2 separate regions of the Homo sapiens genome follow, and region 1 is linked to region 2. A link is a loop called in an ENCODE intact Hi-C map of the cell type or tissue named here. Cell type or tissue: endothelial cell of umbilical vein. All regions are shown on one strand. Links, peaks and the distances in the headings refer to the core of each region. The heading gives the core; the rest is flanking DNA.

Region 1 (11,853 bases), core at 2,636-10,635, 67 kb after region 2:
CACATATAGAGGGTTAATTTTCCAGGGCTGCTCCCTTGTATTCTGAGATGCCAACCAGGTTGTCAGAATCTCTTTTAGTTCTTTTTAAAAACTGATTTATTTTTCTTATTTGAACAAAAGGTCAAAGCACAGCAATTTGTGACTTTTCAAACGTGAATCCAATGGTTTAGTAACTCATTAACAAATCCCCCCTAACAGACCCAGTGCAAGTGATTCTAATCTCTAATTTCTAGATCCTGCCATTTGAAGAAAAACAAAAATGTCCTCATCAGTTTGGGGTCAATAGTTCTATGAATTGCTAATTCATCCTAAGTATCCAAAGTATCCCCTGACGTTTTGCATTAAAAGTAGAATATTTAAAAAAAAATTGTTTGGACTTTTTGGCTGGGCGTGGTGGCTCATGCCTGTAATACCAGCACTTTGGGAGACCGAGGCAGGCGGATCACGAGGTCAGGAGATTGAGACCATCCTGGCTAACACAGTGAAACCCCATCTCTACTAAAAATACAAAAAATTAGCCAGTCATGGTGGCACGCGCCTGTAGTCCCATCTACTGGGGAGGCTGAGGCAGGAGAATTGCTTGAACCTGGGAGGCAGAGGTTGCAGTGAGCTGAGATCGCGCCACTGTACTCCAGCCTGAGCGAAAGAGTGAGACTCCATCTCAAAAAAAAAAAAAATTGTTTACACGTTTCACAATGTAGTCAACTAAGTTAATGCAGATATTCTCCTGAATACAGAAGTATATACAAAAAATGAAATATAATCAAGAAACAAAAAGTAATTCCCAGGTGCTAGCAATGGTGACAGAAATCAAAGCCAAATGATATGCATCAGGGAATGCTTATCAACAATAGCCTGTAAGGCCCTGGAGACTGGAAATCGATTCTAACACCCATCTGGTGATGTGAAAGATGGCTTCATGAATCGTAGAAGTCAGACAGCTGAAGCTGAGACCCAAACAGAAAACTGGGATATTTGAAGTCTTACAAAATCCAATAGAATGGAACTGGAAGTGTTGCCTGAGGAGGCTTGAAGTCAGTCCAAGGACTATGGTAGAAAAAGTAATAAAGGAAAGTCACCATGCACAAGAGTGATGTCTGAATTTACACAGCCTATATAAGAACCATAAGTCTAGATATTGTTATAAAAACTCATCTAACATTATTGAAAATCCCTAGGATCCAAATGAAATGCCATCGGAAGTCAAAATTTAAAGACACTTTTAAAATCAATGGAATTCTGAATTACCATTCTGGGAGGCAGGGTAGATGGGGAAAGGGGATATGTTAGTTAAAGGGTACAAAATTCAGTTCAACAGGGAGAATAAGTTCTAGCAGTGTATCATAGTGTGGTGACTATAGTTAATAATAACGTATTGTGTATTTTTAAATTGCTAAAAGAATAGATTTTAAATGTTCTCACCACCAAGTAGTGATAAGTATGTGTAGTGACGGATATGTCAAGTAGTCTGATTTAATCATTCCAGAATGTATGCATGTATCACAACATCACATTGTACTCCATAAATATAAAGGATTAGTATTTGTCAATTAAAAGTAAAAGGAGCTAAAAACAGAACTACAATTCAACCCAGCAATCCCATTACTGGGTATATATCTAGAGGAATATAAATCATTCTACCATAAAGACACATGCAAGTAAATGTTCACTGCAGCACTATTCACAATAGCAAAGACACAGAATCAATCTAAGTGCCCATCTATAACAGATTGGATAAAGAAAATGTGTATACACCACGGAATACTATGCAGCCATAAAACAGAATGAAGTCATGTCTTTTACGGGAAAATGGATGGAGCTGGAGGCCATTATCCTTAGCAAACTAATGCAGGAACAGAAAACCAAATACCGGATGTTCTCACTTATAAGTGAGAGCTAAATTATAACACATGAACACAAAGAAGGGAACAACAGACTCTGGGGCCCCCTTGAGGGTGAAGGATGGGAGAGGAGCAGAAAAAAATAACAATTGGGTACTAGGCTTAGTACCTCAGTGAGGAAATAATCTGTACAACAAACTCCCTTGACATGATTTTACCTATGTAACAAACCTGCCCATGACCCTCGAACCTAAAGTTTTTTAAAAAAGAAAATATGCCCACTAAGATAATCTCTCAATAATATACATATACATACACAGACTAGAGCACTAAACTGACATCAGATTCACAAATGAGTTAAACTTTACTTTTAAAAGACAATTATTCTAAAACTAGATACAAAACCTAGCATTACGCTTTGAGAAATTCCAAAAACATAGTGATATGGAATAGTTAAAAGAAATGGATAGGCTGGTGTGGTGGCTCATGCCTTTAATCCCAGCACTTTGGGAGGCTGAGGTGTGCAGATCACCTGAGGTCAGGAGTTCGAGACCAGCCTGGCCAACATGATGAAACCCCGTCTCTACTAAAAACTACAAAAAAAAAAAAATTAGCCGGGCATGGGGGTGGGCACCTGTGATCCCAGCTGCTTGGGAGGCTGAGGCAGGAAAATCACTTGAACCCAGGAGGCAGAGGTTGCAGTGAGCCAAGATCATACCATTGCACATTCCAGCCTGGGTGACAGGGTGAGACTCCATCTCAAAGAAAAATAAATAAATAAATGGATAGATGATACTATTCTCAGAAAAATGGCCAAAACAAAATTAAATACTGATTAAAATATCCAACTAATCCAATTCTAAACAATCAATCAAATATCTAAACTCTCCAACAGAAGGCAGGAAAGTAGGGGAGAGCACTGGAAAGGTAAGACAAACAGCAAGCGCAAGATAAGCTGATGACACTAATTCCACATATATCAGTGATTATATGTAAATTCACAGGTTAAAAAAAAACAGACTTTCTATTAAATTAAAAAGAAAAACATCGATATCTTTTTTGTAACACGTTTTTCTAAAATATGAATGTACTGAATAATTAAAAGTAAAAGATAGTAGGAGATTAACCAAACAAATATTAACTAACACACAGTAGAGGTTGTTATAGTAATGTAAGATACAACTTATTTTCAGGCATAAATCTTTATTAGGAATAAAGAAAGTCAGTGTCTCTGAAGATAAAATAATTTGAAATTTGTACAGTAAGTAACATAGCAAGATAGAAAGTAAATTGATAAAAAGAAATCTCTCGCCTCTATGTGAATCTCTCTCTTTGTAATCTAACTTACTACTCTGTTATTAATAGAAGAAGCTGGCAAAATTTGTTAGAGATTTAGAATATTTTCACACAATTAACATGCTTGATGCTTGGTCTAATGAACATGTATAAGGTCTCCTTCTTAACAGAGGAGAATGTGTTTCGATGGCATACATGGAAATTTAAAAATTAATCTAGTTAATAATGTAAGTCTCAACATATTTTAAAAATTAATATATAGCCCACATCTCTGAGCATCATAAATTAAATTAGAATCTTTTTTTAAAAAAACCAACACATCTACCTCCAACTACTTGGAAACTAAAAACTTTAAACTTCTAAGGAAATTGAAGTTAAAGAAGTCATAAATGAAACTTAAAACATATTATTTGAATGTAAAGAAAAATACCAGATATTGAAATTCATAGGAAGTAGCTTAAAGAGTTCTTAGGAGGAAATTTATTCCCAGAAATGCTTATATTTTTTAAAAAAGAGAAAAGCTGAAAATAAATGAGCTTATTTTCAACTTAAGAAAATAGAAAAGAACACAGAATAAACATAAAATAAAGCAAAAAATAATAAAATTGGGGGAAAGATGTAATAAAAATGATCAACCAACCTAAAACTTGGTTCTTAGAAAACATTAATGAAATATTCAATCCTCTGAGATTATTGTCATGGATGAAAAAGAGAGAAGGCACAAAAAAACAATATTTAGCATAAAATTAAAATATAATGTAACTTCAGATACAGGATAAATTTTTTTTAAAATTATTTAAAATACTATGAAAAAGTTGATGCCAATAAATTTTAACTCCAAGCCAATAAAATTTAATCCTAACCATTTTCTTAGAAAAGCTTAATTAGTAAGACTGAAGAAGAAATATAATATCTGAACAATAGTATATTTAACAATGAAATCAGTAGTTTAAAATGTACTCACTAAAATAATACTAGATTTACCAGATGGTTTAACAAGTGTTCATAGAACAGATAATTGTTATCTTATATAAACTCAACCAGAGATTTAAAAAATGAATATTCTCCAACTGAGGATATTATAACTTTCCGATTAAGGATATTATAACAATACTAAAACCAGTCAAAGACTGAAAGATTTCTGAAAATATATGCCAATATCACTCACGATATTGTTGTAAAAAATATATAAAGTCAAATTAAGGAAGGTATAAAAAGAGACTATATTACAATCATATTTAATTAATCAAGTAATCCAATAATTTTTTTGTTTTTTGCATTTATACCTGGTTGGCTTTATTAGAGGACTAGCAAAAGTCAGTCCTGTAGAGACATCAGCTCAGGCTGATGTTTACAATTCACCTGCATCAAGCATCTCCTCTCCATTGTTTTTTTAAAAATTATTCAATTATTTTTAAAACTTAAGGTGAAATTTACATAACATCAACCATTTTAAAGTGAAAAATTCAGTATCATTCAGAACATACAAAATGTTTTTCAATCATCACTTCTATCTATTTCTAAAATATTTTCATTACCCCAAAATACAACCCCATACCCAGTAAGCAGTTACTTCCTATTTCTCCCTGTCCCCAGTCCCTGGCAATCAAGTCACTTTTTTATCTCTATAGATTTACCTATTCTGGATATTTCATATGCAAATGTAATCACACAATACATGAACTTTTGCATCCAGCTTCTTTTATTTAGCATGATGTTTTAGAGATTTATCCATTTTGTGGTGTATATCAGTGCTTCATTCCTTTGTACGGATGTATAGTATTACATCGTATCAGTATACTACGATTTGTTTATCCATTGGTCTGCTGATGAGCTTTTGGGTTGTTTCCATCTTTTGGCTATCATGAATAGTGCTTCTATAAACATATGTATACATGCATTTTTTTGACTATCTGTTTTCAAATCTTTTGGTTATGTATCCAGGAATGAAAATGCTGGGTCATATGGTAATTCTATGTTTAGCTTTTTTGGAACTACCAAACTGTTTTCCTTGGCAGCTGCACTATTCTACATTCCCACCAGCAATGTACAAGGGTTTCATTTTTGTACAAATTCATTAATTATTGTTATCTACATTTTTTGAATTCTAGCCATCTTACTGGATATGAAATAGTATCTCATTGTGATTTTGATTACCATTTTTGTAATGGCTAATGATGTGACTACTTTCCTGTGCTTGTTGGTCACTTGTATGTTTTCTTTGAGAAATGTCTATTTGTGGCCTTCATCTATTTTTAATTGCATTTTGTTAAGTTGTAAGATGTATATATTCTTGATACTAGGCCCTCAACAGATATATAATTTGCAAATATTTCTTCCACTCTGTATGTTGTCTTTTCACTTTCTTGATAATGTCTTTTCATGTATAAAAGTTTTAAATTTTGAAGTCCAATTAATCTATTTTTTCTTTCATTGGTAATGCATTTGATGTCATAGCTAAGAATTAAATTCCAAAGTCATAAAGATTTACTCCTATGGTTACTTTTAAAATTTTATGGTTTCACCTCTTATATTTAGGTCATTGTTATACTGAATTAATTTTTGTATATAGTGTGAGGGAAGGGTCCAGCATTATCATTTTGTATACAGATATCCAGTCCTCTCAGAAATATTTGTTGAGACTATTTTTCCCATGGAATGATCTTGGCTTCTTCACTGAAAATAATTTGGGTTTATTTCTGGATTCTCAATTCTATTGCACCTGACTATATGTTAATATCTGTCCTTATGCTGGTACCACATTGTTTTGATTACTATGGCTTTGTAGTAAGTTTTGAAGTATTAAAATGTGAGTAATTAAAATTTCTTTTTCTGTTTCAATATTGTTTTGGTTATTTGGGACCTCTTGCAATTACATATGGATTTGAGGATCCATGTTTCCATTTTTCCAAAAACAGTTGTTGGAATTTAATAAAGATTGAATTGAAACTTACAGATTTGTTTAGATAGTTTTATCATATTAGTAATATTAAATCTTCTAATCCACAAATATTGAATATTAAGTTTTCCAATCCATGCATATCTTTCCATTTATTTGTGTCTTATTTAATTTTTTTAGCAATCTTTTGTAGTTTCCTGTGAAAAAGTCTTTCACTTCCTCATGGTTACGTTTAAGAAGTATTTGTGGTAGCAAATGAAAGAGAAGACAAGGGGGACTTTCTTAGAATAATAACAAAAATTTTCCTAAATATCAGAAGATCTAGATGTGTGTATCTACATACACACATGCACACTACAGAAGCAAAGAGATAAAACACCTCAAGGAAGGCTTTACAAAGTATAAAATAAATATATATATAATATATCTGTTCAAAATAATATATACATATTTCTGTCAAAAAGATATATTTATCAAAAAAAGCAATATTGGCTTAACTCACACATTATAATAAAAATAATATATTAAATTGGATTTCAAAGAACCAAAACTATGTTGCATACAACAGACCCACCTAAAATAAAACTTATCAGATTGAAAAGCTGAAAATAACATGATATGCAAAAGCATACCAGGGAAATGTAAACAAAAAGAAACCAACTAACATAATTTTAACATCAGAGAAGGAATAATTTAAGGCAAATGCCAATTTTAAATTCGTTTGATTAGCAACCTTAACTCCATCTGCAATATTAGTTCCCCCTTGTTTCATAATATAACATAGTCACAGGTCCGGGAAATTATGATGTAGACATTTTTGGGGGGTCATTATTGTGCCTACCACAGTCTGCCCTCTGTTGCATAAAGATTTGTATCAATCCCACATTCAAAATACAGTCACTGTATCCCAACATCCCCAAAAGTCTCAACCCATTACAGCATCAACTCAAAGTCCAAAATCTCATTTACATTTCTTCAACTCAATATTCCCAGGTCTCATCACCTCAATCATGTAAAGCAGGTATGAGTGAAACATGATGTATCCTGGGGCCAAACTCCTCTCCATCTATGCCTGTGAAATTAGAAAACAAATTATCTGCTCCTCAAAATACAATAGTCGGACAGGCATGGAGTACCAGTATATAGACATTCCCATTCAAAAAGAGAGAAAATTGAAAGAAAAAATGAGTCACCAATCGCAAGCAATTTCAAAACCCAAATGGCCAGACAATATTGGGTTTCAAAGCCTGGGAATAATTCCCTATGGTTACAGGCTCTGCCCTCTGGTCATGAGACTTGGCTCTCTGAGTCATGCTTCCTTTTTTATGAATGGTAGCACATGTTTGCAACTGAATAGTTTATCAGTCTATTTCCTGCCTGTATAATTTTGTGAGTCTGACAGTTATGCTTCATTTCATAGTCTCTGTCCCTTTCAGTCAGAGCTGTCAGTTTTTTACGTTGTTAAGAAATTCTGAAGAACCTTGTGTACGTCAAGAAAATGTTTCCCATTAAACAAGAGTTGCGTCCATGGATCTTTCCTAGATAATCTGATCTCTATTTTTGGTTTCTCTGGAGATGGCTAAGGAGACCCATAAAGTGCACTAATCTGTTCAAAGAGCCCCTTGTATGACCGAATACACTTATCTTTTGATCTTTTTAATGCAGTAACAAAAGGTTGTCCAGCCACACCCTTGGCTTTCCCTACAGATCATGTTTTCCTGACAGTTATTCTCCTAATTTTAGCATATTTGTAATCTGGACAGGCTGAGCATTTCCCAAATCCATTATTTTTGCCTAACATCTCTTTCATTTCCTTCCTTTCACACTTCGCTACAGGTACAATCATTTTTCACTTGGCAGTGGGGATGCATCCTGAAAAACACATCCTTATGTGATTTTGTCATTGTGTGAACATCATAGAATGCATTATTTACACTCACCTAGATGGTACAGTTTACTACATTCCTACACTGTATATACATGGCCTATTGTTACCAGCATATAAATCTGTGCAGCCTGTGACTATATTGAATACTGTAGGCAATTGTAACACAACGCTAGGACATCTAAACATAGAAAATATAAGTACAAATAATGTATAAAAGCTAAGAAATGGTACCCCTGTACAGGACACTTACTATGAATGGAGCTTGTGGGATTAGAGGTTGCTCTGGGTGAGACAATGAGTGAGTGGTGAGTGAATGTGAAGGCCTAGTACATTACTCTACCATAGACTTTATAAACACTGGGCATTTAGGCTACATAAACGTACTTTTTTCTTCCATAATAAATTAACCTTAGTTTACTGTAACTTTTGACTTTATTTACTTTTTAATTTTAAAAATTGTCTGACTCTTTCATAATAACACTTAGCTTGAAACACAAATACATTGTATAGCTATATAAAAATTTTTTATATCTTTATTCCATAGACGTTTTTCTAATTACGTCACTTTTTAAACTTTTTAATCTTTTTTGTTAAAAATGAAAACGAACAAACCCATGAGCCTAGGTTTACACAGCACCAAGATCTTCCATATCACCATCTTACACCTCCAATTTTGTCCCTCTGGAAGGTCTTCAGAGGCATTAACACACATGGAGCTGTCATTTCCTATGATAACAAAGCCTTCTTCTGGAATAACTCCTGAAGGACCTGCCTGAGGCGATTTTACACTTAACCTTTTTTTTTAGTATGTAGAAGGAGGATACTCCAAAATAACCATTCATATAGCATAGTAAATATATAAACAAGAAACAGTCATTTATTATCAATATCAAGTATTAGGCACTGTACACAATTATAAGTGTTACACTTTTATACAATTGACAGTGCAGTAGGTTTGTTTATACTGGGATCACCACAAATATGTGAGCAGTGCATTGTACTAAGACATTATGGCCACTATGACATCACTAGGTGATGGGAATTCTTCACCTCTATTATAATCTTACAGGACCACTGTAGTATACATAGTCCATTATTGACTAAAATGTTCTGGCCCCGCGCGATGGCTCACACCTGTAATCCCAGCACTTTGGGTGGCCGAGGCAGGCAGATCACTTGAGGTCAGGAGTTGGAGACCACCCTGGCCGATATGGCAAAACCCCATCTCTACTAAAAATACAAAAATTAGCCGGGCATGGTGGCTGACACCTGTAATCCCAGCTACTCAGGAGGCTGAGGCAGGAGAATCGCTTGAACCCAGGAGGCGGAGGTTGCAGTGAGCCGAGATCGCACCTTTGCGCTCCAGTCTGGGCAACAAGAGCAAAACTTCATCTCAAAACCAAAACAAAACCAAAAAAACAAAAATCAAAAGCCATTGTTCTATGGTTCATGACTGCATAAGTAACCAAAAGAAACTAAGTTGCATTTTGAACACTTTGCTTGGAAGTCACCTTAGCTAAATATCCAAGTTCTTAGTTTTGCTTTCCACAGTTTAGCTAAGCTCTCTGCCACTGTAAAATAAGGATCCTCTCTCCTCTACTTTCCAGTAGCATGGTCCACATTTCCATTTGTACCCTCTCCAGCATTGCCTATAACATCCTTGTTTCTACCTACTATCTGCTCATGATGACTTGGGTATTCTCCACCAGGCTCCTCACACCCTCCAGAGTACTCCTTAACAGGGTCATTAACAGCCATGTTTTCACTAACGGTCTGCTCAAGACAATCTAAGCCATTTCTATCATGTTCCTTAAAATTCTTCTAGCCTCTGCTCATTGACCAAGTACCCAGATCATTTCACATTTCTATGTATGTGTTGCATCAGCAACCCACTTCCAGGCAGCCAAATCTATATTAGTTTCCTACTACTGCTATAACAAATTACTGCAATCTTGATGTCTTAAAACAACACAGATTGATTATCTTACAGTTCTGGAGGTCAGAAATCCAAAATGCATTTCACTGGGTTGAGACAAAGATATCAACAGACTGTCTTCCTTTTGAGAACATTAGAAGGCAATCTCCCCCTCATCATTTCCAAATTCCACTGGCTGTCTGCATTCCTTGGCTTGTGGCCCTTTTCCCTTTTCAAAACCAGAAGCTGTAAAACTCTGACCTCTTCTTCTATTACCACACTTTCCTCTCTGACTCCCTTCCCTCTTTCTTTCCCTTATAACAACCCATTGTAAAGCTGAGAGGCTAAATTTATGTTGTAAACATGAGTTGGGTCAATATTTTCAAGGGACTGGCACATCCTGTTGGGGAATGCTAAATTCATTGGAGATTGAATATTTTGATGAAAAAGGCCAACATAAAATCTCTTTTAGAGATAGCTTTGGTGGAAGTATAGGAGATAAACGAAGGAGTGAGAAAACTGAAGCCAATACAAACAGCCATAAATAGTACACAAGCTGAATTAGTTTAAGAAATGAAACTTTATATCTGTACCTTAAGACCCTCCTAAATGTGGTGAAATAATTTCATGCTTAAATGATTAAATGCAATACGAAAAAGGAAAGTAAAAGGTCCCAGAGAAGGACTTATCTAGGACCCTGACCTCTTATATAAGGTGAAAAGTTATCAGTAGAATAAGACAGGAAGGTTGCCCCAGACTGATTTCATCACAACTCCAAGCCAAAATTATGGGAAGAGTCTCTAAACCCTACTTATTACAGAAAACTCCTCTTTCCGTTACAAAGAAACTCCTCTTGGCCAATGGCCAATAGCTTCATAATCAAAACTGAAGCAGCACTCTACAGATTATTCGAGCAATAATCTGCCACAAAAACTTTGAAGCTGTATTCTTTTTTCTCCCTGAGTCAAATGATTGAATTGCCTGTCCACACTAATCAAAAATAAAGAATCATTGTTCATCTTGCCATCTTGCTTAATGTTTATACACTTCTAAAACATTTTATTTTCATTATATTTTCCCCTAGAGGGATAATATGCCTGCCATTTAACATTATTTTCACTTGAGGTTGTTTACTATTTCATAAAAATCTATACAAGAGGCTGTCAGTTTTAAGACATTTTTCAGAAGCAGCACATTCTTCCAGAACTTTTTATCACCGTGGTTCTTTTGTAACTTGTGGAGGTCATCAATGTCAGTTGAACCAGGTTTTTAAAAGTGGATCTTCAAGTTCCTTGCAGCAAAAACTTGTTAACAACTACGCTTTCCAATTGTTCACTTATTTCCTTATATCTAAACATGAAGCCCTTTCAGTTGCCACATTTGTAATTTAACTGAAAGTGTATTTTTCCACTGACACATGGCAAAATCTAAATAACTCATTCTTGCAAAGATTCCTGTGATTCATTTAAGAACTTGCAGTTACTGTATTAATAAAACACAAGTACTTGATTTAGTTTATAGAGATAATCCTGACATTTTAGCAATCTATCTAAATCCAATCTAATCTAATCAATTAACTTTCTGATAAAATAAGCAAGTAGATAGGTTTTTTAAAGTCACATGCTATTTAAATGTGAAATTCTTTAAAAATAAAATATCATTTCATAAATTTAAAAGTACCTCCTCATTTAGCTCCTTTCCATTTTGTATTTTTATATGTATCGAGTTTTCTTAGAATAGACAGCTTTGGAAATTTGGAGGAAATTTAAAATAGTTACATATTTAGGTGTCAGTAATGACTTTTATAAATAACTAGGATTTATAAATTTTTAGTGTTTAAAGTACTTTAAATTGAATATTTTTAAAAGAGATGTTGATGAATTTAATGTTGATTCAGTTGTGATAGCAGGACAGATATAGATATCACTGTTTTTAATTACAATGACAGTATAACTTAGTTTGAATGTTCTAAAGGTGTGGGAAGCTCAACATTTGGATAGAAGCTAAGTTTCAA
Region 2 (11,853 bases), core at 2,343-10,342:
AGCACATGCACTGGAGGAGAAAGAAACTATTTCTATATTCTATGGTGTAGCCCCTAAAAACAAAAATAAATAGCTAGAGGTAAAAGGAAATACAGTCACAATGTGACACACTTTAAACTCTGAACTGGGAGCAATTGCAGATGGAAAAATTGAGTATAAAATCGTCAACCCAGCATGATTTACAATGTGACCTAGAAGCAAATCAGCAGATGAGCTACTTGGATTCAGTGTGAGAATAGGAAAGGTAGAAGCGGATGCGTCGTCTATCCTCTTCCCAACCTCATTTTCCCCTGCCTTTTTAGGCTGCCATTTCCTCAACCTTCCAACCACTGCCAGTGAGAACAGAGGGGCAATATCTTTTGAGTGGTAGCTCTTATCAGGAAATGGTGTTATAGCATATTTTTGTTATCCTATATTTGGACAAACATGTTGCAATGTTTCGATCACTGCAAAGTGGAAATGATAAGGCTTTTCAAAGTTCATCTAGCTGATTTCCATAGAATACAAGTTTCATCTATCACATTATTAAAGTTGTTTTTCTCCTTGAGGACATCATCCATTTAAATAGCTGAGAACACACCTATTTTATGTAGCTGTTTCTGTATAAAGCAACAGGAAGGACTGATTACACATAGTAGAAATATATTAATAATATACCCACACATATGTATACATACATACACATACATAGACACATACACATAGATTTTATATTACGTTCTAGAGATCAACTTTCACCTTATCACATTCCTTTTCTTATTATCAGGAAAGGTAGGGTTGTACTAATTGCTTGACTATTGTGGTCAAGAATGGGTATCCAAGCTTCCAGATAAACAGCATCTTTTACCCAGTAATGCAGAAGCTAGGTTAACTAAGCAACTGTAAATATAGAGAGCTCTTTGAATAGCAGGAAAATGTACAGAGGAAGAGGGAAATGATATTAAAATAAGGGAGCTAAGGAAGGATCTTAGGTTGCTGATGACAAATGCTCTGGAATCTGAGACCCTAACTCCAATCTCTGCAGAGGCTTGAAGAGACATGACCGAACATAACTTGGCTACATTTTAATCAATGGCCTATGGTGAAAGGTGTCGATCTGAAAATTAATATGAGCAATTTAATTTTTTTAAAGAAGGATATTATTAGAAATTATAAGTTTTCTCCACTGGCAATTTGTCTCAAGTAGCTATATCTACTAACAGGAAAAGCCAGATACGAACTCCTGTAGCAGCATTATTTAATAATGCTTGCAGCACAAACCTGGGCACATTTAACGTTCCAATTCCAGCCAAATATAAATGGTTTCTTAGTGGACTCTCTTAGTTCCATCCATTTTTAAGCGTATCTTAGGTCGTAATGAGAATGATCATGTTCCCTTTGCTTTGATTCTCAATGAATCTGCTCTTTGGCCTCTTTGCTCACCCATGAAAAAATCAGTCATATAAGAAGCTAAAATTGAGCAAGGAGCACGCTAGAGGTTTAAATTAAGCAGTCTTCTTTTCTTAGGGCCACATTTCTAATGCCTTTTAAGATGAAAATTTTATGTCTCTAGTAGATAATTCCAAAAAATCAGATGAAATGTCTTTTTTTTTTTTTTTTTTTTTTGAGATGGAGTCTCGCTCTGTCACCTAGGCGCTATCTCGGCTCACTGCAAGCTCTGCCTCCCAGGTTCATGCCATTCTCCTGCCTCAGCCTCCTGAGTAGCTGTGATTACAGGCGCCTGCCACCACACCTGGCTAACTTTTTGTATTTTTAGTAGAGATGGGGTTTCACCATGTTAGCCAGGATTGTCTCGATCTCCTGACCTCGTGATCTGCCTGTCTCAGCCTCCCCAAGTGCTGGGATTACAGGCGTGAGCCACCGCACCCGGCCGGAATGTCTTATTTCATAAATGAAAACAGTTAATTCTAAAGTCTACAGTGTGTAAGATATGTGTAAGTGGACTTTGTTCTATATAAATAAGGTGCCACTTTACAGCAATAGGGCATGTGTAAATGAGGAGAAACATTTATGATGTGTGCCACATTCACCTAATATCTCCAGAATTCTGTCATGATTGGCTGGGTGATGATAAGAAGAGGTAAGGTTACCTCTATTCTCTTACTGCAACCTCCCAACCCAAAACCAACGTCTTGGAGAAAAGAATTCAAATACAAACTTAAGACGAAAAAGAAAGCAGGAGAAGAGAGCAGAGAGAGGAGAGAGGGGAAGAAAGAACAGGAGGCCAGTGAAATCAATCTTCAGTATCCTTTCCCTCACTTCTCTGTCAATGTCTCAGTCTCTATTAAACTCTTCCAGCCTCCTTCACAAATATTGCTTGCTGAATTCTGGATTCTGTTCCCTCGGCATTTTAAAAGTGGATTATTACTTATGATTTTATTGTGAGCTATTGAAAAAATAAAGGCTTAGAAATTGAAATATGCATTTGAAGGAAATGTGCCAGTTCATATAATGAAAGATAGTTGAACAACATGTGTCCGTGGGATGATAACAGCTTTGAGCTGGCTCCAAGCCCAGCTTTGGCACTTTCTAGCTGAGAGAGCTTAGGGGCAAGTGACTCAATCCCTCTGGGTCTCAGATTCCCTCGTCTATAAAATGGGGGGATGATAATACCTGCTTTAAAAGGGTCCTTTTAAGGAGTAATTGAAATGATGTCTGTAAATCATCTATTGTACTTGCTTATGAACATACTTGACCAATGTTAGTCCCTGATCTCCATTACTTCCCTTCTCCTTTCCAGCATTTTCTTTTCCTTTACCTTTCCTCCCCTTTCTACCCCTTTCCTGTCCTTCACTACAGCAAGGAAAACAGCAGTGGGTTCTGTATGTGAGACCAGCACACACACAAGGCCCCTGATGTTTGCTTGCATAACACTGTTCAGATTTTATCTGTTGCCCCAGACTCTCTTTGGCTGTACTTGTGTCTTGGGCCCTTGGCTATCAGCACTCGGAGAGTTCTAGACATTGCTGTTATGACTGCTACTGCAGTCTCAGTCACTGCTCGTTCATCTTCTGTCATCTCTTGCTGTCTCTCTCTCCCTTTGAGTAGGCTCTGGGCTCCAGAACTGCCCCTGTTGGACTCACCATAGCAGGACCCAGGTCAGACCATAGGAGACCCACCTAGGCTCTCACTCCTCACATTGCTTTCAGAATCTGAAGAAGTGTTGTGTTACAAGTCCTGGGCTCTGGCTTCCTCAGTAGCTGCCTGTAACTTCCTGTGAGCATAAACTTTGGCCACACGAAGCAGAACATAGGATGAAGTGAACACTTTCATTCCTCTCCCATCCTTCCTCCAATAGTCCAAGTAGCCTATCCAGTGACCTCTTGAGGCCACGTGATTAGTTATGCTCAGTGAAGCAATCTCCTGCTCAATAACATGTCACCTTGTTTTGTTTGTTTTGCTTTTCCCCATCCTTCCATACCTCACTTCCCTTTCCCCCTTATTCTTGTTTCTCTAGGATTGAATCTTCCATTAATGTATTAGCAATTAATCCTTGCATAGTTGGTAAAGTTCAAGGGAACCTGAGCTAAGATACTTGTGAACTACATTTTCCAGGATCTCTTGCCAGCTGTCTTCTGGATGGGTTTGGTAAAATAGGAGCAACTAATGGGAGGCAGAAGAGAAAAACCAGGGTGCCCTCACTCTCCCACTTCAGGGATAGCTCAGAGGTAGTAGCTGTGAGGTTTCCTTTGGTCCCTGTAGCTCTGGAGTGGGAGTAGATGCTGCTGTTGGTCACCTTTGAGTTGCCTCAGTACCCCATTTTACTTTTGTGACCATTTTCTTCTATTAAATTTCCCCTAGTAAACCATCTGACATGGGCTCTTTTTTTCCTGAGTGGACCCTAAGGTTACACACAACAATAAAAAGTATTATTTTATTCACCTGTGTTTGTGGTATGACAAAAATTTTTCTCTTCTTCCATGAGATATTATATTTATAAGATATATTTATAATTCTAAAAATCAATAACATAAGAAAACTGGATTTTTGACTACTTCAAAGGAAATGATCTTAAGAAAGTTCTGTGGGTTATCAGAAAAGACATCAAATTATTATTTTAGCAGTTTAAATGGATTTGATATTTAAAATAACCCTTTCCTAAAGGCTGTATTTCCCAGTTAATACAAGTGTATGTCCTACAATCACCTTGCAAGCTGCCTGTTTCTCTTATATCTTGACAGTGGCTACTGATCTGGCTGTATGCATCCTGGGCCTGGTAGGTGGCAAATTAGTGATGTTAGAATGTGCATAATATTATTTGGTAAATACGACTCAAATTTCATTTGTTTCCATACCTCCCAAGGTGCTTATGAGAAACAAAACAAACATCCCCCCTCACCTCCATTCCAGGTTGGTATTGAGAGCATGCATATTTTCCTTCTGCAGGGTATACAATTTTCTAAAATTGGCCCCCAGGAGCTTTGCATTTATAGTGAATGCTCTGTAATGGCTCAGCAACAACTTCTGGGATCTCCTTCGATAACACGCATGGGCATAGCACAAACATGATGGCAGAAACACTTCAGTGTCTAGGTGCAGGGACAAATGCGGACAGCCTTGCCCCTGAACTGGGGAGAACAAAGGCCTCTCCTCTGGAAGGTGTAAAGGGGAGCACACGTGGTATGTGAGCAGCCATTCATGGTCACCTGGCAGTCAGAGTAACAGTAAGGAATTGTGAAAGGGAGCTTGAGGACAGCAAATCCTTGCAACAATTTGTTTTCTCCTGCCAGGTTTTATTTTTTCCATATATAACCTGCAAAACTGAACTTTGCAGTTCCAAAAACTGTTTCCCAGTAATTGTCTGCACAATAGACTCAATGCTACACCCACACTGGAGAGGCAGCCTGAGCCAACATGTGACATCCTTTGGGTGGCAGAAGTGCATGTGCTCAGGGCTTCTGTCCTCTCCCCACCTTATGACTTCAGTCCACAGATAATCCTGTTTTTTCCCACTATTCAGAAAAGATGATGCAACCAGAATGCCTTGGTCTGGCATCTCATGATAACAGGCAAGGAGAAATGTGGGGCCTGTGGATTTCAGAGAACATACCTTATATCATCAGCAGCCTCATGTGGAAGTATTCCACCTAGTCAGGAATCAGCCCATACATACTACTTTTACACATTCTTAGACTACTGAAATACTTCTGCACTGCTTGGAAGCTAGCAGTGTCTCCATGTCTCCTGAATCCCCCACATGACCCCAGCCATGTAGAACACATTGGCCAAACCTTCCCATGATCCACCAACTCAAAGATTTACCATAGCCATGGCATGAGGCCTCCAGTACTGTGTCACAGCATGAGAATGGAGTCTATGCTGATGGACTGGTTGTCATAACAACTATCAAATATTTTTAATATAACTTCTGCAGAGAAGGCACAAGATACCTAAAACTAGGATGACTCATCTCAGAAGTTTCTTTCTTTGTCCAAGTGGCTGGAGTGACTGAGAATTTGAGTCCACCAGGATAGCTCTTCTCAGCTGCCAAAAGCTGGTACAGGTTGCAGATCCTGCATTTTCTTTAGTCAGTTGAGATAAAGCATGTCCAGCCTCTGTCTAAACTTAGCATTATATGACTGGATTCTTGCCCTGGGGACCCTTCAGTGAACTTATCAGAGCATCTCTCCTCCATGGGTGTTTTTGCAGCTCCCAAGCAAAGAATGGTACAGCGGCATGTCAGCATGGCAGGAGCCAGAGCCTCACGCCTGATCTACCCCAGCTCCAGCTGTGCTGTGAGACATTTACGTGACAGCCTGTCTGTGCCTCAAGATGAATCACAGAAAATTAGGGATGGGAAAGATCTATTAGGTCATCTAATCCATACCCTGCCATTCACAATCCCTCCCCTATGCTCCATTTCCTAGCGCATCCCCCAGTTTGGTTTTAAATAGCCTGGGATACAGAGAGTGTTGCCTCCATGCTTTCTTCATCAAGAAGCCTCTTTAGCACACCCCGCCGAGGATTTGATGCTTGTTTGTTGTCATTTTCTATATATACTGATGTCATAGTTACTCACTTGCCCCACCCACCCTCCAAATAGCTCCTGAAAATAGTTAGAAAGTGGGGACGCTGTCTTTTGTAGAAAAAAATGCCAGTTTCAAAAGAATCAAAGGACTAGGTAGAGAAACGGAAAATGATAAGCAGTCTGTGTTACCCTATTTCAACTTCTGGTATTTTGGTTGTTTGCTTATTTAGCATTGTTCAGCTTCTGCTTTCTTTAACAATAGCTAGAACTATGACTAAGCACTATTATTGACTTTGGTTTTCACATTTACTTCTGTTTTTGATTTTTAAAATTTGATTACTCATCCGTTTCCTGCCAAGATTGTGTTAAAGATTCCAGTCCATCATTGTGATTCAAGTAAAGACTATGCAAATATTCTAAGAGTTTACTCACTCTGTTTCCTAATCTTTGTCTTTTCAGTTTTACCTAAACTCAAGAGCCAAAACTGTAAGCCTGGCACACCCTTTCTAGACAGTTATGTTTTTAAAATTGTCTGTGTTGTTCTTTACTAATGTCCAGGCAGCCAACCTCCTCACAGATACCATGCAAGAATGCATTTGTGGCTTACCTTAATCTGGCCCTTTAAGCAAGGCTCACTGCACACAGACCGCACCACTCCACTCTTGTTCATCTGGATTTTGTAATCATCAATGTTCAGCACTCCTTCATGCCAGGTTCCAACGTGCACATAGTCATAGCGATTAGCTTCAGTGTACTGCAGATTCATGATATCATACCTACAAAGAGCACAATGTGCATGTCTTATAGAATATAGACATAATGTAGAAAACAAAGAAAGTTGGTAAGTAGATAATAATAGAAACAAGAGAAAGCTAGAATCATCTTAAATCAGCTACTGCCAATATTTTAGCTTATTTCTTATGTTTCCTCTGATTATCCCAAATGTGTATATTCCATTCTTCAATCTCTGTGTATCATCCATATTCACTAAAAATTAAATTACTCTTGTACTTTTCTCTCTGCTTATCCTCCAAAAAATAATGCTATGTTTGCTAAGTTGATCATGTCCTTCCAATTATGGTTTATTAAGTTATTCTTTGAATAAGTATCAATAAGAACATTAATTTTTTATTTGATTAATCCAAATTTCTTTTTCACATTAAGTTGTCATTTTCATTACACTGTATTAAAAGGGATGAGTTTTACCAAGTCTGGAACGTTTTTAAGGTGCTAATAGAGCAAGAAATCTGAGAAAGGCATCTTTAATTACTAAGGATGTTGAGGATTTAATGTCTTGTGCACTGACATTTAAACTAATCTCTTCCCTGATTAGGATAAATATTTTTGAAACCAAATAGCTGGTATCAGTTATTTCAGTAATTTGAAATGCCGGAACACTACACAATGGCAAAACCTGCACTTAGAACTCTTCACTATAGTAATCATTACTATATACATACAGTATATCAAAACATCATGTTATACACCACACACCATATATGTATATGGTATAGGACATTCTACAATGCAATCTAAAGAACGCAAGATCTAACATCAGAATGTACAAGCTGGTCTCTTTTCTAACATTTTAACAGTAGATTATACTACTTAGGAATGCCACTAAACTCTTTAAGCCTCACGTGGTTCTTGTGGGGATTTATTAAGATAGACATGTAAAAAACTGCTTTATATTCAGGACAAATGCATATGTCCTATGGTCGAAATGCTTATGTTCACCCCCTTCCATTCATATGCTGAAAATCCTAACCCCCAAGGTGATGGTATTAGGAGGAAGGGCCTTCAGGAGGTGATTAGGCCATGAGGACAAAGTTCTCATGAATGAGATTAGTAAAAGCAGCCTTAAAAAGCTTTCTAGCCCCCTTCCACCACACAAGGACAAAATTAAAAGGTGCCATTTGTGAACCAGAAAGCAGGTCCTCCCTAGACACCAAATCTGTTGGTGCCTTGTTCTTGGACTTTCCAGCCTCCAGGACTGTGCGCAAGACATTTCTGTTATTTATGAACCATACAGTTTATGATATTTTGCTACAGCATCCCAAATGAAGGAAGACAATCTATAAGTCAATAGCATGATTTCATTCATATTTCTATTACTATTAATGCCCTAAAATACTCTGGTTATTTTCATTACTATACGAATACTGGAGAACAACTTTGTACTGGCATAACCATTTATATCTCAGTCATGGGAACTCTGGCATTCTTACATCTCCTTTCCATGTTGCTATTCACTCTATAATTAATGCTGCAGTTTCCCAAAGCTGCATGCTTGGTTGCTCCTTACTAGTTCTGCAAAGTGGGATTCTATTCTGCAGTACCTATGCAAAGTGCTCGTCCTCCTGGACTAGAAGATGAGTCACGGCCTCTTGCTCTTTGTGCTTGACTGAAGGAAATGGCAATTAATCAACACATACTCTTCTTCATCAGCTCTCTTCATCCCTCGCCCCTCTCACACGCCCCTGCTTAATCCTTCCTGCAATTCTTTCTCTCTAAACTGACTCATGTTCACAATCCCTCTCAGCCTAACACTCCAGGAGGCTACAGCCAATCAAACTAAGTTGGCATCTGAAATCTATTGGCTGTATCTGGCCTAGTTTTTTTGTTTGTTTGTTTGTTTTTCAATCTAGACAAGGAATGTCAGTTGATTGGGTTTTCTGCTTGTTCTTAATGTGCAAATGCATTCTGTCACCCACAGGGTAGCTAATGGCTTCTCCACATCCAGATTCTTGCAATTTCTACAAATAGTTGTCCCCTAAAAGAAAAGGTATTCTGGGAAAGTAAAGAAAGCTCTCCTTTGCCAGGTAAACAAAATGCACTTAGAATGAGAAGAGAGAATGGTACACCCAGAGCACATTATTCATCTCTTTGCTGTGTTGACTTTTGACTGATAAAGAGTTATTAGCCCCCAGTTGCTAGACATACCAGAAAGTTATTCAGAGTATCTTTCTGAGTGATATCCAAGTGAGAATTAACTGTGGGCTGCTGGCTCACACTCATCCTGTTGATCAATGACACTAATCTACACCTCTGATATCTTTCCATTTTAGATTCATTAGAGCTATAGAACCTGTTGTGCTGTTGTGAGTGCTTGATGTGAGTAATTTCCATTTTCATTTCCAGGAATTTTTGTGTTTTATTTCAGATTACATTAATACAGCTTCTCACATACAAAGAAGGCTTTGCTGCAATGCTGGCTCTAGAATGTCTTTTTCCTTTAAATCAGTTTCCAAAGACTTTTATTTTAGCTTCCTCATTTGCTTTTTCATAAGAGAAATCAGTTCACACTTCATTAGCATTTAGAAACAAAAAAAATTCACAATATTTTGGTATAAAACACATTTTTTTAAAAAGTCCCAAAAGCTGGGAAAAAAACTATGGAAAAATATCCAGGGAAAAATACTGACTTCATTTTAAGAAGCCTTCCTCATACTGTGTGTATTACTGAACACTGCCCTTTTCCTTTGACCCCAGGGTTCCTTCCAGGCATGTTGGTTTTTATTTTGGAATTTTTATGCTATAAATTACATATTTACAACATCCTCTCAATGCATTCAGTTTACATTGTGTGATGATTAACTGAAATAATTACAAGAGGGACCAAAAGCATGAACGATGGTATGACAGGAGGAGGAAGTACAGGGAGATTTTTGAAACAGAAATTGAAAACGGATTATGCCAACCAATTGCAAGCAGAAGGATATGATCCCTAAGAAAAGACCCAGGGGAAAGCTTAAGTAACATTTGAATATTTAATTAAAGATGGAGAAGAAACAAGCTAAAATTATGCACCGACATTTTAGATAACTTGTAGAGAGAGAAGAGGAGTAAACTTGAATACATGAAGTGTCAAAAATGCATCTGGCCTTGTGCTAGGCACATTGTATGTTATCTTTGGGAATCATGAAGGAAGGTTTACATTCTAATTCTGACCCTTATTGAGCCTAGGGTCCAGTGGGACACAGGATGAAAGAGGGTTTACAGAGGCAGGTAGTCAATGTTCTGAACCTCAGACTCACTTGTTGCTCCTAGTACCATTTCCTCGAAGCTTTTCACATGCCCAGTTCCTGAATCATTCCATCTACCTCACTCGCATTCCAGTCAAAACCTGCTCCCATCTAACTAGCAGCTTGGAAGAAATCTGATAAATTGATCATTTTAATTGCTGACAATGACTGATATCGTTTATCCTTCCTAGAGCTGTCAGATTTTAACAGGGAGAATCCACTTAGCTCTCACAAGGTACTCCCTAAGTGCAGGACTTCAAGCTGACACAAACAGATACATGGAGACTTACTTAGGGTCAAACAGTCCCTTACAGTACTTCTGAAATGACATTAAGAAGGTTGCCAGGCCGGGCAAAGTGGCTCACGCCTGTAATCCCAGCACTTTGGGAGGCCAAGGTGGGTGGATCACTTGAGGTCAGAAGTTCAAGATGAGCCTGGCCAACACGGTGAAACCCCATCTCTACTAAAAATACAAAAAAAGTAACCAGGTGTGGTGGTGCACACCTGTAGTCCCAGCTACTTGGGAAGCTGAGACAGGGGAATCACTTGAATCTGGGGGACAGAAATTGCAGTGAGCCGAGATTGTGCTACTGCACTCCAGCCTGGGCAACAGAGTGAGACTCTTTCTCAAAAACCGAAAAGAAGATTGCCAGCCACGTTGCCTAATTTTAGGATCTGCTAAAAGGCAGTGTGATGTTGTAAAAGATTAGAAGCCTCAGAGTGAGAGCACTTGCCTCCACCGCTTGCAATCTGTGGACATTAGGTGAGTTCCTTAGTTTCTCTGATACCCAGTTTTATTATCTGTAAAAGAAAGACAATGATCCACCTACAGCAATGAAGATTAAATGATTTGATGTTCCACTTGAACACAGCATATGCTTTTCTAAAAAGCTCTAAGTCTGGGACATCGTAGACTGACAGGTGACAGGGCCTATAAGACCCTGGGCTTGCTGAGTGGTAGCCAAGCTGAGGGCCTTTTTCCTTCTTCCTGAAGGTGTTAATTCTTCTGCCATTCTGATTATGCCTTTCCTAAGAAACTGTTTATGAATGAACACAACTATTCTTGATACTAACAAAATTTCCTATGTACCAATTATGCTTGAGCTAACTGGTAGTATCAAAACAAGTATTGCAGAGCAGACTGTATGTAAAACGGCTTGGAGAGGATTTTATGTATATACCTTGGTTTACTTTTCATCTGCTTTTTGTTTGATTAATAAGCCATAGGGGCTCAATCCCAAAAAGAAAGTTGTTTCCTTTCTTGCTCCAAGACATATGTTAGCACAAACATAGGTTAGCCTGAGGAGAAGGGACACATATGCAGGACTTAGTTCTCTTTGCATACTGAGCTCTTTAACCAGGTGTAATATTCAAAATATTTCATAACCAGAATGGTATATAGTCAATCAATCAGAAAGATGCTGGCCTGGTGCTGGCAAGGTCTGAGAGGTTTCTGCTGGCCAAGTGTAATTTCTTTAGGTTCCTGGGCTTGCAGGAAGGTCCCAAGCATTCTGGAAAAAGGGTCAAGTGATAGGTGAGTTAGGGGATGGCACTGGTAGAATACTGGGTATTGGGTGTTGAAAAAGAAGTATTTTAATGTCTTAAAAAGTGGTGTGGTCTTTGGTAATTTCATCTGATATTATCCCTGGACTTTTTGCTACCTAGTTGTATCTATCCTCATGGCACCCAGAAACCATGGAACCAGATGAAGCCACAGTTGCCATCTGTCTGGCACAGGAAGGCTCACAAGGTTACTTAGATTGATTACTGAAAAGATTACCTTCCAGGAGCGTCTCCTTTCTCATCAAACCACACCTCCTCTCCAGATACTCCAATGAATGAGGACTTGATGAGGAAGTC

The links. Hi-C counts contacts between places; a loop is a spot of excess contacts. Peaks named below come from ENCODE experiments on the same cell type or tissue, not always from the same donor. Only the 100,000 strongest peaks of a DNase experiment are listed, where the experiment ranks them.
Region 1: a loop joins it to region 2, with 4 times the contacts of the local background. A loop is called at or near these places in 2 of 110 quality-filtered maps.

What each region holds. Positions count from the first base shown.
Region 1 is chr6:146,285,989-146,297,841 of GRCh38, reverse strand. All of the region lies in intron 2 of GRM1 (glutamate metabotropic receptor 1), which reads right to left. Among named protein-coding and RNA genes, the nearest start is that of RAB32, 250 kb to the left of the region's middle. In endothelial cell of umbilical vein, for the core only: no CTCF peak of the experiment used is centred there; a DNase peak (open chromatin) is centred at 7,301; H3K27ac peaks cover 1,395 bases.
Region 2 is chr6:146,352,417-146,364,269 of GRCh38, reverse strand. It overlaps GRM1 (glutamate metabotropic receptor 1), which reads right to left. Exons shown (of 8, transcript NM_001278064.2): 4 at 11,774-11,853; 5 at 6,576-6,744. Among named protein-coding and RNA genes, the nearest start is that of RAB32, 190 kb to the left of the region's middle. RefSeq lists an enhancer at 5,387-6,586. In endothelial cell of umbilical vein, for the core only: no CTCF peak of the experiment used is centred there; DNase peaks (open chromatin) are centred at 2,499, 5,389 and 6,189; H3K27ac peaks cover 3,395 bases.